2 separate regions of the Homo sapiens genome follow, and region 1 is linked to region 2. Evidence: chromatin loops called from intact Hi-C (ENCODE). Cell type or tissue: CD4-positive, alpha-beta T cell. All regions are shown on one strand. Links, peaks and the distances in the headings refer to the core of each region. The heading gives the core; the rest is flanking DNA.

Region 1 (8,342 bases), core at 236-8,235, 45 kb after region 2:
ACCTCCCAAAGTGCTGGGATTATAGGCATGAGCCACCTTGCCCAGCCAGCATAATATTATTGAGGTTCATCCACGATGTAGCATGTGTAAGTAATTTGTTCTTTTTTGGTGCTGAAAAGAATTCCATTCATGGATAAGCCGCATTATGTCTATCTATTCTTCAGTTGATGGACATTAGGTTGTTTTCAGTTTGGGCCTATTATGAATAAAGCATCTGTGAACATTCATGTGCAAGTCCTTATGTGGACACATTTTCATTTGTCATGGGTAGATACCTAGGAATAGCATTGCTGGTCATATGTTTTATGTTTAACTTTTGGAAAACTGCAAAACTCTTTCCCAAAGTGGAATCGTTGATTTTTGAGATGAGGAAGATCATTTCCTGGTAACTGGTTTAAAATCCAACCACTGCCTCCTACAGGTCCCCAACCAGAAGCATTAGCCTGCACTTCAGTGGCCTCCAGTCTAGATTACAGGTATGAAGATAAGGTTTAAGGATGGAACTACTAGAGTTGCCATTGTAGCTGTCCCTGGGCAGAAAGATATGTGCCTAGGGAGAATTTCTATGAAAAATTATAACATATTCATATTTTTAAGGAATAGAAAAATAAGGCAACCTTCTGTAATTGAGAAAACAAATAAAATGTTTGTTATCTCTGATGTTTTACTGGCAATTTGCATATCATGCCCCTAATGAGAACAGCTTCCATTTAAAAACATCAATGTCATATTTTCCCTATCACTTCTAGTGGTTTCTAATGCTGGTGTTTATCTGAAACATCATATTTAATTGGAACCATATCTTCCCCCTCCCCCAAGAACCACTAATCAATAATTTGGATTTCTGTCTTCAGAATAATAATCGTATGAGAGTGTGTGGTTATTTTTCTAAATGAAAGATGAAGTACTTCATCTTCTAAGGGTCTAAAGACAGCAGATATCAAATGCCCAGGTGTACTCAAAAGCATGATTACTGGAAAATTCTTCCATAGGTGAAATCTGCCATGATGAAATCTGCAGCTGAAGTAACCAGGAAAGAGAGACAAATGGGAGAAGGGTAACTTCAAGTATATAGCAGCAAGCAGAATAAAGAGACCATGCTAAGAGAAATTAGGAATTGGCCGTTGGTTTGTTCTTTTTAGGATGTTCTAAATCCTAAAGTCGTCCTGAGACGAAGTTAAAAATGGAGTGTGGCCATTGGAAAATCATCATTTTTTGCAATCGACAAAGTAAATATTGATACAGACAAGAATTGTTCATGGATGCTAAATCTAGGAGGGTGAGTTTGATGAAGAGCTGGGCATTTGCATGATCTTTAAATGTCTACCCACAGATTGTTAAGTGTAAAAGAAAAATAGTAAGTATTCAGTGGAAAAATCAGACAAAGCTTTGACCAGATTATCAAAATTAACAGCACCAGCATGGGGCAGATGTGTGGTATTATGGCTAGGTGTGGAGACCCTGAATCTAATAGCAAGGAAACATCAGACTAAACCAAAATGAGAAATACTCTAGTTTAAAAAGAGAAGGCCTGTATTTTTCAAAAATGTCACTGTCATAAAAGACAAAGGAAAGCTGAAAAATTGTTTCAGATTAAAGGAGTCTAAAGAGATGTAACAACTAAATACAATGCCAGATCCTAGACTAGATCCTGTATTGAAGAGGAAAACATGCTAAAAAAAAGAAAATTATTGAGTCAATTGACAAAACTGGAGCATGGGTGGTACACTAGATGAAAATATTATATTAACACCTCAGCCAGGTGTGGTGGCTCATGCCTGTAGTCCCAGTGCTTTAGGAGGCTGAGGTCAGAGGATCTCTTGAGGCCAGGAGTTTGAGATCAGCTTGGGGAACACAGTGAGACCTTATCTCTACCACAAACAAAAACAAACACACCTCAATACTTCAAATACTTCAGAAAAAAGTATGTGTGGCTGGAGGGAACGGAGGTGGAGACAGGGAGAGAGAGAAAAGGAGCAAATTATAAAGGAGAGAAAAATGTTAACAGCAGGTTTGAGAGCCTGGTCTTGGTGAGAAAAAAAAAAAAAAGAAAAAGAAAAAAAGAAAAGAAATGTTAACAACAGGTAAATCTGGGTAAAGGGAATAAGGATGCTCTTTGTACTGTTTTTGCAACCTTTCTTCAAGCTTCCAAATAAAAAGTTTGAAAACTCGTATTTTAGGCTGGGCATGGTGGGTCTCGCCTGTAATCACAGCACTTTGGGAGGCCAAGGTAGGAGGATCTCTTCAGCCCAGGAGTTCGAGACCAGCCTGGGCAACATGGCAAAACCCCGTCTCTATAAAAAAATACAAAAATCAGCCAGGGATGATAGTGATGTGTGGCTGTAGTCCCAGCTGCTCGGGGTGGCGGGGGTGCTGAGGTGGGAGGATCACTTGAGCCTGGAAGTCGAGGCTGCAGTGAGCCGAGGTAATGTCTAGATGACAGAGTGAGACTCTGTCTCTAAAACATAAATAAATAAATAAATAAATAAATACATACATACATACATACATACATGTATTTTATTGAACAGACAAAATTAACTTATAATAAGAAGAACCAGAAGAGTAGTTGCATTTTGGGGGGGAAATTGGTTGGGGATTTGAGGGAAACTTCTAGATGCAGGAAATTGCTTATATTTTGATCCAGTTGGCAACTATACAGGTGTATAATGTAAATGTAAAATGTAAAAATTCAGAGAAGCTTTACATTTAAGATTTTTGGACTTTACTATATGTAAACCATACGTTAATACAAAAGTAAAGAAAAAATGTATTTTATGCTTCTTAAGTGGGTGAAGAAAACATGAAAAAACTAGTATTTTTATTTATTTTTAACTAGAGGAAAGTGCATCTGATTGGACATACTCACTCTCATTTTTTCTGTTGTTATTTGTTTAAACCTCCACCCACTCCTGAAATTCCAGAAGTGACTTTAGTCCTTTTTAAGTTTAAATTTTTAACAAAAAAAGAAAAGAAAACCAACTGCAACTGCACACAAAAAAAGATTTCTTTAGCCAATAAGCACAACATGTACCTCTGAGTTCTATCATTTAATAGTGGATTTCAAATATAAGTAGATAGGACAGGGAAATCGCCTATGGGCCAATTGAAAAGTTAACAGCAAGGCAACTTAATTCCCACACACTGTCTCCTCTTAAAAGGATGATGTCGGCCGGGCGCGGTGACTCATGCCTGTAATCCCAGCACTTTGGGAGGCCGAGGCGGGCAGATCATGAAGTCAAGAGATCGAGACTGACCTGGCCGACATGGTGAAACCCTGTCTCTACTAAAAATACAAAAATTAACTGGGCGTGGTGGCACGCGGCTGTAGTCCCAGCTACTTGGGAGGCTGAGGCAGGATAATCGCTTGAACCCAGGAGGCAGAGGTTGCAGTGAGCTGAGATTGTGCCACTGCACTCCAGGCTGGCAACAAATTGAGACTCCGTATCAAAAAAAGAAAAAGAAAAAATGGTGTATTTTCCACGGAGCCATTGCTATAATTTTAAAATTCAACCATCACAAGCAGCCAAAATGCCAAGATACCAAGAACACTTCTGTTATTTCCGAGACAATCAGGAATTTCTTTCTTCCTTCTTTCCTTCCTTCTGAAGAGACCTCCCTATAATGCTGGATGTGGTAAGGTGCACGGCTATAAGTCTAGATTTCCAGCCTCCATTGCAGGTGAGGGCAGCCAATGAGCTTCTAGGAGAGTTCTTTAAAGAATATAACTCAGTGCCAGATGCAGTGGCACGTGATTCAGGAGGCTGAGGCAGGAGGATTGCTTGAGACCAGCAGTTTGAGTCCAGCCTGGCAGTATAGCAAGACCCCATCTCTAAAAACAAATTACACGAGCATACCACTCGGTTGTGGCACATTTTGTCTTTGGCCACCATTTTGTATTACCCTCTTTCATCTTCCTGCTGCCTGGAGGTCGTATGTGGTTGTGGGAGCTGTTGTAGTTATCATGTGACCATGAGATGACCTTGAATGGGAATCCCTTGTGCTAAAGATGATGGAGGAGAAAGCCAGAAGGGATTCTGGGTCCCTGACAACCTGACAAGTATGGAGCCATCATACTGGTCCTGGACCATCTACCTCTATGTGAGAGAAAAACAAACTGATACCTTGTTTACACAATTATCATTTTGAGTATAAATCCTATCAGACACAACTCCATTCAACAACTATTTTTCATATTGTTGTTTCTTCCCACAAAAAGCATTGAAATAATTAATCCTTCATTAAAAAGCAGAAGACAGTGTCCATCAACAGATGAATAAACAAAATGTAGTGTGTGTATACAATGAAATATTATTTATCCTTAAAAAGTAATGAAATTCTGACACATACTACAGCATGAGTGAACTTTGAAAACATGATGCTAAGTGAAATAAGCCAGGTAAAATTACAGATATTATATGATCCACTTATTGGAGGTACCCAGAATATGCAAATCAGAGACAGAAAGTAGAATTGTGATTAGATGGTGTGGGAGGGGAGGCAGAGAATGGGGAGTTAGTGTTTAAGAGGGACAGAATTTCCATTGGAAGATGAAACAAGTACTTGAGATGGACAGTGGTGACAGTTGCACAACGAGAATGTACAAAATACTGCTGAATTGTACACTTAAAAATGGTTAAAATGGTAAATTTTATGTTATGTGTATTTTCCCACAATTAAAACAAATAAAAATTAAAAATTAAAAAATAAAATAAATAAAAAACCGGAGAGCTGGGCATTGTGGCTCATGCCTATAATCTCAGCACTTTGGAAGGCCGAGGATGGTGGATCGCCTGAGGTCAGGAGTTTGAGACCAGGCTGGCCAACATGGTGAAACTCCGTCTCTACTAAATATACAAAAATTAGCCAGGCCTGGTGGTGCATACCTGTAATCCCAGCAGCTTGGGAGGCTGACGCAGGAGAATCTCCTGAAGCTGGGAGGCGGAGGTTGCAGTGAGTGGAGATCGCACCACTGCACTCCAGCCTAGGTGACAATGCAAGACTCCATCTCAAAACAAAAAAAAAAAAACAAAAAGGAGAGCATCAGGTCAAATCATTCCTTTTCATAAGCCCTTCATTGTCCTCTCATCACATTCAGAATGAAATCCAAATTCCTTCCCAAGGCTTACAGAGTCTTGCGTGATCTGGCTTCTGCCCCTCCCTCCAGCCTGTCTGGTGCCTCTCATTTTTGGTCACTTCACTGAAGCCACTTTGGCCTCCTTTCTGTTTCTGGAACATGAAGCCTTTCCTGCCTCTGGGCCTTTGCTCCTGCTGGTCCCTCTGCTGGGAGGCATTTCTCAGTTCTCATGGCTGACTCAACCTCACCTTTGTGGTTTCAGGTCTCAACTCACATTCATCTTCTCAGAAAGACCTTCTTTCAAGTAGCCTCTCCTTTCTCTCTCTCTCTCTCTCTCTCCATTTGGTTTATTTCCTTCCTAGCACTTTTTGCAAGCAGTAATTTATTTTTTAACTTATTTTTTGTCTACTTTTCCCTTTAGAATTAAGCTCCACAGTGCAGGGTCCTTGTCTTTGTTTATGCTCCACCCCAAGTGCAAGCATACTGCCTGGCACAGAGCAATCCTTTGATAAATATTTGTTGAATAAATGATAAATATATAAAAAGAGCTTTCAAGTGTCAATGAATCAGCCTTAATTGCATTTTTAACTATGTGAAGCTTGTATTTAAACATTCATTTTGAAGTTAATTTTCTAATAAAAAATAATAGCTCTCCTTGGCCTAGTTAGTTTCACATTAATGATTTTTATAAGACTTGTTCCCACATACAAGTATGATGTGGTAAAATATAATTTAGGAAAACTTATTTCCTTTGTATCTATTATTTAAAAAAAAAACTCTTGTAAGGGTTAGAAATAAAAGATTAAGATATTTATGTGTAAACTCCTTTACACACGAATTATGAAAAAACAAAGATCGTGGAAAAAGGAGTCACACAACCTTCAGACTAAATGTTTTCCAGAGTGAAAGTATTGCCTTTGCTACAAGTCAATAGGATGAATGCAAAATTCTAAAATTATTATGGCAAGTGGACAAAACAATTCCTAAGAGAGATGGAAGAAAATGGAATTCACATATTAAAATTCTATAACATATACAGAATTTTATTTGCACGACGGTTACGTGATAAGTGCACTATTTGTAACAAAACTGACAATTTCAGAATTATGTGTTCCAGTGACAGTTCCTGTATTGGGTAAAACTGTGAAATGAAAGGAATTCCCTCAGTAACTCCCATCTTCCATCCTCAGGGTGTTCAGCATCCCACCAATATGGTACACCCTGCCCTAAACTGACTTCTAAGGCAGGATTCCATCTTCCTATGCCAATTAAAACCTGCTGATCCTATATCCAATCCTTAAAGCCACCATCATAGGCAGAAAAGCTGATAAACTAAACCATAATGATGTGTTAGTGGAAACCAAAATGTCTGTGGACCAGCACAGATTCTCCACTAACATATGTTTTAACAGTGACCTTTTAAAGATAATGCCTTCATAGAAAGGTGTAGCTGCATGGCTTTAGTAGTGACATAGAGGGAGCATGGGAGGAGAAAAAGGCTTTAGAGGAAAGCGTAGAAACTGAAGTGCCTGTGGAACATGGAAAAAAAAGGGAAGACAAACAGGTATTTGGAATATGTGGGTCTGAAACTCAGGAGAGACATCTGGGCTAGAACATAGACCGGGGAGTATCAGCATGTGAATGGTAATAGGAACCATGGAAGCATGAGTCTGTACGACTGTCCAGAGATGGTCACTCCTCTTTGTTTCCACTGCTGCCCTTGGTCACTCCCAGAGCTTCTAGCAGGTCTCTCTATCGCCCTTCCTGCCACCTCTGTTCTCTTCTCAGTTCAGCAGCTACAGTGATTCTTTTGATGATCGGATGACTTCATGCTTCTCAAAATTCCCCTGTAACCCTTCATCTCACTCAGAAAACACAAATGCCTGACCATAATTTACAAGGTCCTACAGGACCCCGGGAGCCTGAGATTTCTTCAACTTCATCTCCTGATGTTCACTCGTTTCCACCACAGGGGACAACCTTCTTGTCTTCAAACCTTTCAGACATGCTCCTTGCTTTCAGGTCTCTGAAATACTACTCTCTCTGCCAGAAATGCTGACATAGGTACATGTCAGGTCTTTTGCCTTTTTTAAGGCTTTGCTCAAATATCATCATCTCAAAAAGGCCTATTCTGAGTACCCTTCTTTAAATTGCCCTCCCCTTCCCCTGCGTACTCCCTACTTCCCTTCCCCTTCCCTGTTGATTTTCTTTTCTAAAGCACTTATCAACTTCTAGCTTTTGCAAAAATTTATTTTATTATGTGTACATTTAAAAATTTATCCAAGGGCAGGAACGACTTTTGTTTGCCTGTTTTGTTTATTAAGGTATCCAATGTACCTAGAAAAATGCCTGGCATAAAGTACATTATGTTATAGTTTATATAATTTCTATGTAAAAATACAAATTATAATTTAAAATAATTTGTATTTCTACATAGAAATGATATAAAGTATAATCTATATGTAGATTATTCACTTATGAATTAAAAAATATATATCTTTTGAATATTGAATGAAATCTAAGACAGAATTCTGAGAAACTCTAACATTAAGTGTTGGGCAGAATTTCCAAAAGAAAATTGATAAGGAGCTTCCTGTAAAACCAAAGAAAGCTTGGAGATAATGCTGTAACTGAATAAAAGGGAAAAATATCTCAGGAACCAAGAAGTTCAACAGTGTCAAATGTTGGTCAAGAGTCAAATGAGGTGAAGACTGAAAAACCTCCATTGAATGTAACAACAAGGAGAAGGTTGCCTTGGTAAGAGAAGTTTCAATGACACATGGATAACACAACTTAGAAAATGTTAAATAAAGCTTACAAAGAGTTAAAACAAAAGAAAAGAGCATAAAAATTTAAACTATGAAATCATCAAGCTTATACAATTCAGATATTGGATTGTATAATTTGTCACTATTGTGGCTATATAACAGAGCATCCCAAAACTTAATGGTTTAAGACAGCAACCATTGTACTGTGGCTCATGAGTCTGTGGGTGGATTGGGCTCAGGTTGGCATTTCTTCATCACATGAAGCCAGCTGGTGCTGCAGCCATCTAGGGCAGGGCTCAGCAAACTTTCCCATAGAGGACCAAATAACAGATACATTAGGCCTTGTGGACCATATGGTCAACTGGCATGATGATTCAGCCATACCATTGTTGTGACAAAGTAGTCATAGATAATATATAAATCAAAGGGCGTAGCTGTGTTCCAATAAAACTTGATTTACAGAAATCAGATGGCGGACCAGATTTCACTGAAAGGCA
Region 2 (8,342 bases), core at 14-8,013:
AAAAAAACATATCTTTTTACAGAACGGAATACACTATTGGCCAGCTTCGGAATTTTGTGAATGCAGCTGCTTGGAGGGCAGGACCTTCGTTCACCCCTTCCACTCCAACCCGTGGAGAAGGTTGAAGGGACTGTCAGTGCCAGCCTGCTTTATGGTGGGCGAGAGAGTGTGGGGATGGGGGCAGAGATGCAAACTAAATAAGGTTTAAAGAGAAATTAGAAGATGCCTGTCCTGCCATGGACCGTCACAAACAGGCTCTTATTTTTCTGTTGGACTCTAAACTTTAATTTACCCACGTATTCTCTCTTCCTCAAACTCAGAATGTTAGACTTACCCTTCACCCTCCCTCGTGCCTCCTCCCCAAGCACTTTCCCACAGGTATTCCCTATTGAAACACAGGTGGTTGCCCATGCTGGAAATTTGGAAATGTCCCAGTTACAGCCCTTTTCAATCAATCACCAAGTCCAGGTGAATCTACCTCTTTAATAACGTCAGTGTTTCCAGTTTTGTGCATCCCTACAATGGCCACCTAATGCAGCCCATTCTGGTCTCTTTCTTGGATTTTGATAACAACTTCCTAAATTATCTTCCCACCTCCAAGTTGTTACCACTCCTTTCTGGTCTTTTTTATTTTTTTTTTTTTGAGACACGGTCCCACTCTGTCGCCTAGCCTGGAGTGCAGTGCAGCAAACACTGGTCACTTCAGCCTCAGCCTCCAGGGCTCCAGCGATCCTCCCGCCTCCTGAGTAGCTGGAACTACATGCGTGCGCCACAATGCCTGGCTAATTTTTGTATTTTTAGTAGAGACGAGGTCTTGCCATGTTGCCCAGGCTGGTTTTGAACTCCTGAGCTCAAGTGATCCTCCCACCTTGGCCTTCCAGAGTTCTGGAACTACAGGCATGAGCCACCATGCCCAGCCCCCTTCTAGTCCATTTTTTTTACACCCACATCGATTCTTCCCCCGTGCTGATCGTATCATTCCCAAACTTAATATCTGACATTCAGAGTCATCGTGTTTTTTCCCCATCTTATTTTGACCTCAGTTTACCTCTCTCGTTTTATCTTGAGCCTCTTCTGCGCACAAACACCAAAACGCTCTACTTTTTGGTTGCCTGAGAGCAGCGTACCAGATCAAAACCTGGGAACTTCGTATTTGTCCTTTTCTCTCTGCCAGGAATATCGTCCTCTCCATTTGCCCAATGAGCCCCACCTCCTCATCATTTTTACCTCTGTGGAAATCCCTTCCTTCCAGAAGCCTCCACTCACTTCTGATGCCAAGGAGCTTCTGCGGCGCCCTGCACGCACCTTTACAGATGCAGGTGGCTGTTTCCTGTGTTAGACTGCAAGCTCCCGTGAGCTGGGTCCATTGCTCATCGTTGACTTGGCCTGGCAAATAATGACTTGGCCTGGTAAATAATCATTATTTGGTAAATAATGATTACACGAACAAATGTAACTAAGACATCCAGATACAATCTAATGCATTTCATGCAACTCGTGTAACCAAGTGAGGTTTTCCAGCTGTTTCAGCTTCTATTATAACTTACATTACAGAACTGGGGTGTCCCAAGCACCAGATTATAAGAATCACCTGAGTCACTTGACAAACTAACAGCATCCTGTCTCTTAAAGAGACACACGGGAAACTGGTAAAAGTGAATCTGAAGGAAAAAACTGGTGATCAGAACCAGGAATACACTTGTTTTTCACTGCATACCCTTTAGATTTGCCTTGAGTTAAAAAAAAAAAAAAAAGAAAAATACACACACAAACACACTCTCTCTCTCATTTAAAATAAATATATTTACTTTATATATCTTATATATTCATATATTGCTGGAAGAATACACAAGAAACCAACAACATTGAGCACCTCCAGGTAGGTGAATTGGGATACTGAGAGAACAAAGTTGGGATAGAGACTTTATAATGACACTCTTTTATACCTTTTGGAATTTCCCATCATTTTAAATGTATGACCTGGTCAAAAAATTTAAAAATTAAACAAAATCACAGGCTGGGCACAGTGGTTCATGCCTGTAATCCCAGTGCTTTGGGAGGCCAAAGTGGGAGGATCACTTGAGCCCAAGAATTCAAGACCAGCTTGAGCAACATAGCAAGATTCCATCTCAACAACAACAAAATTTTAAAAATTAGCCAGGTGTGGTGACACATGCCTGTAATCCCAGTTATTTAGGAAGACAGGATGGGAGGATCGCCTGGGCCCAGGAATTCAAGGCTGCAGTGAGGTATGATGGTGCCACTGTACTCCAGCCTGGCAAGACTCTGTCTCTTAAGTAAATAAATAAATAAATACACAGATTTTCAGACCCATCCCTGGATGTTCTGATTCATGAAGCTGGAAGTGGGGCCTAAAAAAATCTGTATTTTTAATAAATTCCCTGGGTAATACCTATGATCAGGTAAGTTTGAGGAACACTGTTAAGGTTGGACTTGATCTTAGAGATCATCTAATCCAGTAGTTCCCAAACCTGGGCATCATCCTTGACTTAATCAGAATGTCCAGGGAAGGGTCCAGGGAAACCAGTGCTTTAAAAAGTGCTCCCAGATGATTCCAATGCAGGCACTGGCTTGCAGCTTGCATTGGGACCCATGACAAGAGTGCCATCCATCACCCAACCAATACACGAATTGCTTCTCAGTATCGTATGCACAGAAATGTCTCCATCATTATTGCAGCTGGCCTTCAAAAGAGCCCTTGGCGACTCTCCCTTCCTGGTATTCATGCCTTTATGTAGTTTCCTCCCACACTGAGTAGGGCTCACCTGTAGAACCCATAGGATATTGTGGGAATGATGGAGCGTGGCTTCCAACACTAGGCTGTCAAAGATATTGTGGCTTCTGCCTTGTTCTCTCTTGGCTTGTCTGCTCTGGGGAAGCCAGCTGCCATGTTACGAGGATGCTCGGGGGCCACATGGTGAGCAACTGAGTCCTCCTGCCAATCACCAGCACTGACTTGCCAGTTACGTGAGTAAACCCTGTTGAAAGTGGCTCCTCCAGTCCCAGGCAAGCCTTCAGTTGACTGCAGCCAGGGCTGACATCTGGACTGCAATCTCATAAGAGATCCTGAGACAGAACCACCAAGCTGCATCACTCCTCCATTTCTGGCCCATTGAAACTGAGTGAAGTAGTAAATGCTTAATATTGTTTTAAACTGATAACAGGGTTTTTTGGGGGGAGGTGGGGTGCAGGAGATTGTCACACAGCCGTAGATAACTCATACAATCATATTTTCCCACAAGTGCATTTCTTACCAGTGGCCCCATTTCCGTTTCATCTCCCGTCTGGAAAAATATTCTCTTCCCCAAGCCTGCAAGTAAGGTATTATAACATATTTGCTTTCACAGGTTGAGTGTTAGTTTAGAGTGCCATCATGGGGCTTTCTAACTTGGGCAGCACAACTTCTCAAATACTGTCAGTTAGCAGTGGGGAAACTCGTCAGTCTTACTTCCTGTGGTTCTCTGTGGCTTGGCTTGAGTGGATGGGGAAAAACCAAATGATCTTTTTTTGTGGTGATGAAGTGCTGAGCCCTTGTCCACTGTAGGCCCAGTTCTGGCATTCTCCATGCCCACTGAGGCCTCTCTCTGACCTTTCCCTACACATAGAAGGCAGGACAACTGTAAATGCTCTTTAGCTTGTGATGTGATGTCTGTGCATTACATCTGCCAGATTCTGGATCTTGACCTGAAAATATTGGTTTCTGTTTTGACAGAGGAGATGGGCACCTGATTTTCATCTGGAAAATGATATGTGTGCAACATTGCCAGTATCAGAAAGAGTATTTCATATGCAATTACCCTCCAAGCCCTAGGAGGACTTTAAGTCCTTGGAAGGAAGCCAACCTACTCACTGTCCTTGATGTCATCTACAAAGTCAGAATGGTAGAAATCACATTAGACTTCACTAACGAATCATCAGCCAAAGTCTTAAAACAAATATGTGCATTTGCTTCATGCCAGCTCTTCCTTTTTTCTGCCAGTTTCTGACAATTATGGTCACTTAGCTTTGATCTCACCGGACACCTGATTATTTAAAAAGCCAAAATCCTAAACCCACTGGTGTTATTCTGCTTGCAGATAAAAGCAAAGGTCCATTTGTGAAACATCAAAAGGAATTAGGAAAATGTGGGATGTGTGTTGCTTGGTGTTGCCTAGCAATATGGTTAGGGCACAGGAATCACAGAGAGGATGAAATTCACAGCCACAAGGAAATCATATTATTCATAATAAACACACACACGCACACACACATCCTGACATCTCTGCAAGAATGTTATAAACTGAGTACAGAATTATAGTCACAAGTAGAATAATCTTCGGAGCACTGAAGAATAAACATTCTAGTTGATTGGTTGCTTATACTTCAATGTCTATATGAGTACATCACTCACTTAAATGCAAAAGCATTAAATGCCTGTGAATGGAGTTTACAATATGTCTCATAGACATGAGCTCTGTCAGTATAAGTAAAACATACATTTTAAACCAAATATATTAATATGTAAAACGATAGGACAGAGTATTTAATATATAAAAACAACTTTAAGCTCTTTCCTCACCCTTATTTCAAAATATCTACGTTTACCATGAATGTTCATAAGGGCGGTGGTAAAAAGCATGACCATCAAAGTCAGGTGCTTGTTTTCAAATCCGGACTCTGCCTTTTGCCATGTGACCATGAATGGGTTATTTAATTTCCCTAAACCTGCGTTTCCTCATCTATCAATTTGAAATGATTGTACTACTAAATTTATAGGGCTGCTGTGAGGATTAAAATAAAGGAATCTGGCCGGGTGTGGTGGCCCACGCCTGTAATTCCAGCACTTTGGGAGGCCAAGGCGGGCAGATCATTTGAGGTCAGGAGTTTGAGACCAGCCTAGCCAATATGGAGAAACTCCGTCTCTACTAAAAATACAAAAATTAGCTGGGTGTGGTGGTGGGCGCCTGTAATCCCAGCTAATCAGGAAGCTGAGGCAGGAGAATCACTTGAACCCGGGAGGTGCAGGCTGCAGTGAGCCAAGGTCGTACCACTGCACTCCAGCCTGGGCGGCCTGAGACTGTCTCAAGAAAAAAATAAAAATAAAAAATTAAAAATATAAGGGAATCTATGTAAAGGATGAGTACAGGGCTTGGTTCTACAAATATATTGGCCTTTCTACTTTTTATTATTAATAGTACTGTATTGTTATGCAGAAGGCCTCTTGATTGCTCTTCAATAAATATAGATACTACCAATTAAGCCAAGAAAATGTTACAGGTAGAATTTTTGCCTGTAAGGGGGCTTTGGGGTGTTAGGAAAAGGAGATTATAGCCTCTAGTCCCTCCCCGCCCTATCAATTGTTCTTCCAAAGTCAGAGCCAAGCAACTTGAGTCCAAGAATGAGACGCAAGCCTCCAACATGGCCACTCACTGACGGAAAACTCCCATTCCATGAGGCTGTTCCATCGTAGGGCTACACAGACCAGTATTCTCCCAGCTCCAGGCTCCCCTCCCAGAACAACTCACTCCTGTATCCTGCATCCTCCCAGGTTACAAATCTGGGAGTCTTCTAAAAGGGCTTCCACCTTTCTTCTTTGTAGCTGACCTTGGAAATGTTCTCAGTTCTGGGTAGAGCTTTAATTTCCTCCGTAAGTACTGCTTTCCCAGGCTATGACTGCTTTGCCAGGTTATGATGATGGGAACCTGCAAGTGTGGAAGAAAGGGAGGCATCAGCTGCCTCTTCTGCTTGATCTAGGAGCTCTACTTCCTAGAAACATTTGTGTCCTAAGATATTGGTGAGACAGAATCAGACCAGCTGAGCTACCAGCCTTCCCCTAGGGAGAGGTTAACAGTTAATAGAACACCCTGAGAAATAATATGTGTACCCAAAATAGGCAAAATGTGAAGAGTGAGTGACTTGTAAGAATGAGAAAATTACATGGATCCCATTTTAAGATTCAAAAGTCAGTCAAAAACCAATTGTAAGGCCAGGTGCAGTGGCTCACACCTGTAGCCCCAGCACGTTGGGAGGATGAGGTGGGGAAATTGCTTGAGGACAGGTGTTTGAGAGCAGCCTGGGCAACATGACCAGACCCTGTCTCTACCAAAAAAAAAAAAAAAAAAAAAAAAAGGTCTTAAGAAGAGACATTTTAATGTATTCTTAATATCATTTTACTTGCATGAATTTGGGAAAGGTTTTTGTTTGTTTTCTTCCAACCAGTGAACTATTTAGGACAGAACTAACTTACAAGTCCTATTGCTACTTATATGTTTACGAAAGTTCATTTATTAAGATAGAATAAATGCTTTTTTTGGCTTTTAAGAATCGTTGAAACAACATGGGGTTAAAAATAGAAGGGCCCTATTTATAGTAGAACAAAAAGACTAAATTCCTAAGCTTAAGAAGTGAACAAGAGCTATATGAAAAGACTTTAAAATGCCACTGAGGATCACAGAAGAAAACTTGAACTAATGGAAGGATGTATGTATTTTTAGATAAAAAGACTTAACTATGTAAAGATGTCAATTATTCCCAATCTATAATGCAAAAGCTCAATTTTAAAAAAGGACTTTTAAAAACTATACAAGCTCATTATAATATGGAAAAATAAAGAAGCAAGAATATTCAGAAATCCTGAAAATAAAAAAACAAGGGTTTTTTAGTTGTATCAGATATTAAAATATAGTATAAAGCTCTAAAAGTAAAAGGGTATGGTATATGAATAGACAAGGCAACTCGATGAATTATAAATGCAAAGTCCAGAAATTGACTCAAATACAAAAAGAAATTTAGTATATGATAAAATGCCACCACTTACCAATGGAAAAGGATAGTCTGTTCAATAAACAATGTCAGAGCAACTGAGTAGCCCTCTGGGGAAAAAAATGAGAAAGTTGTATCCAAGCCTTACATGTTTCACCATGATAAATTCCAGATGAATTAACATTTTTAGAAAGAGCAAAAGGGAAATAAAATCATGAGAGCACTAGAATAAGCCATTAGATAATCTTTAAATATAATCTTGGAGTATGCTTTGAAGCATAGAGTAAAAGCCAGAATCCAGGCTGGGCGCAATGGCTCATGCCTGTAATCCCAGCACTTTGGGAGACCGAGGAGGGTGTATCGCCTGAGGTCAGGGGTTCAAGACCAGCCTGACCAACATGGTGAAACCCCATCTCTACTAAAAATAAAAAATTAGCCAGGCATCGTGGTGCGTGCCTGTGATACCAGCCACTCAGGAGGCTGAGGCAGGAGAATCCTTTGAACCCAGGAGGCAGTGAGCCGAGGCTGCGCCATTGCACTCCAGCCTGGGCAACAAGAGCAAAACTAAAAAATTGATTCTTCAGGACTTTCAGGTTAACTTTGTGTTTATGAGCCCCATTAAAAAGTGGGCAAAGAACATTAACAGACACTTTTCAAAAGAAGACATCCATGTGGCCAAAAAGCACATGAAAAAAGCTCAATATCACTGATCATTAGAGAAATGCAAATCAAAACTACAATGAGATACCATCTCACACCCAGTCAGAATGGCAATTATTAAAAAGTAAAAAAACAACAGTCTGGTGAGGTTGCAGAGGAAAGGGAATGCTTATACACTGTTCATGGGAGTGTAAATTAGTTCAACCATTGTGGAAAGCAGGATGGCGATTCCTCAAAAAGCTAAAAGCAGAACTGCCATTCAACCCAGCAATCCCATTACTGGGTATATACTCAGGGGAATAGAAATCATTCTACCACAAAGACACATGCACATGAATGTTCATTGCAGCACTCTTCACACTAACAAAAACATTTTTACATTCACAATAGCAAAGTCAACTTAAATGCCCATCAGTGACAGATTGGATAAAGAAATGTGGTACATACACACTATAGAATACGGCACAGCCATAAAAAAGAACGAGACCATGTCTTTTGGGGGAACATGGATGGAGGTGGAGGCTATTATCCTCAGCAAACTAATGCAGAAACAAAAAACCAAATACCACATGTTCTCATTTATAAGTGAGAGCTAAATGATGAGAACCTATGAACACAAAGAAGGACTGGGGTCTTCAGAACACAACAGACTCCGGGGTCTACTCGATGGTGGAGGGTGGAAGGAGGGACAGGATTAGAAAAGATGGCTATTGGGTACTGGGCTTAATTCCTGGGTGATGAAATAATCTGTACAACAAACCCCAGTGATATGAGTTTACCTATGTAACAAACCATCACATGTACCCCTAAAATAAAAGTTAAAACAAAAAAAAACTTTGTGTTTTAAGGAGCTGTGTTTTAAATGTCTATCCTCCAAGCAAAGAATATGCCAAATACAGCATATTTCCTCTTCTAAGTGT

The links. A loop is a pair of places that touch in the nucleus more often than their neighbours do. Peaks named below come from ENCODE experiments on the same cell type or tissue, not always from the same donor. Only the 100,000 strongest peaks of a DNase experiment are listed, where the experiment ranks them.
Region 1: it touches region 2 in a loop (1.9-fold over the local background); 5 of 110 quality-filtered maps call a loop at or near these places.

What each region holds. Positions count from the first base shown.
Region 1 is chr3:4,930,283-4,938,624 of GRCh38, forward strand. The region is part of intron 1 of BHLHE40-AS1 (BHLHE40 antisense RNA 1); the gene reads right to left. Among named protein-coding and RNA genes, the nearest start is that of BHLHE40, 45 kb to the right of the region's middle. In CD4-positive, alpha-beta T cell, for the core only: no CTCF peak of the experiment used is centred there; no DNase peak of the experiment used is centred there.
Region 2 is chr3:4,885,924-4,894,265 of GRCh38, forward strand. LOC124906209 (a long non-coding RNA gene) reads right to left here and starts at 1,696. Exons shown (of 5, transcript XR_007095795.1): 1 at 1,228-1,696. In CD4-positive, alpha-beta T cell, for the core only: no CTCF peak of the experiment used is centred there; a DNase peak (open chromatin) is centred at 3,438.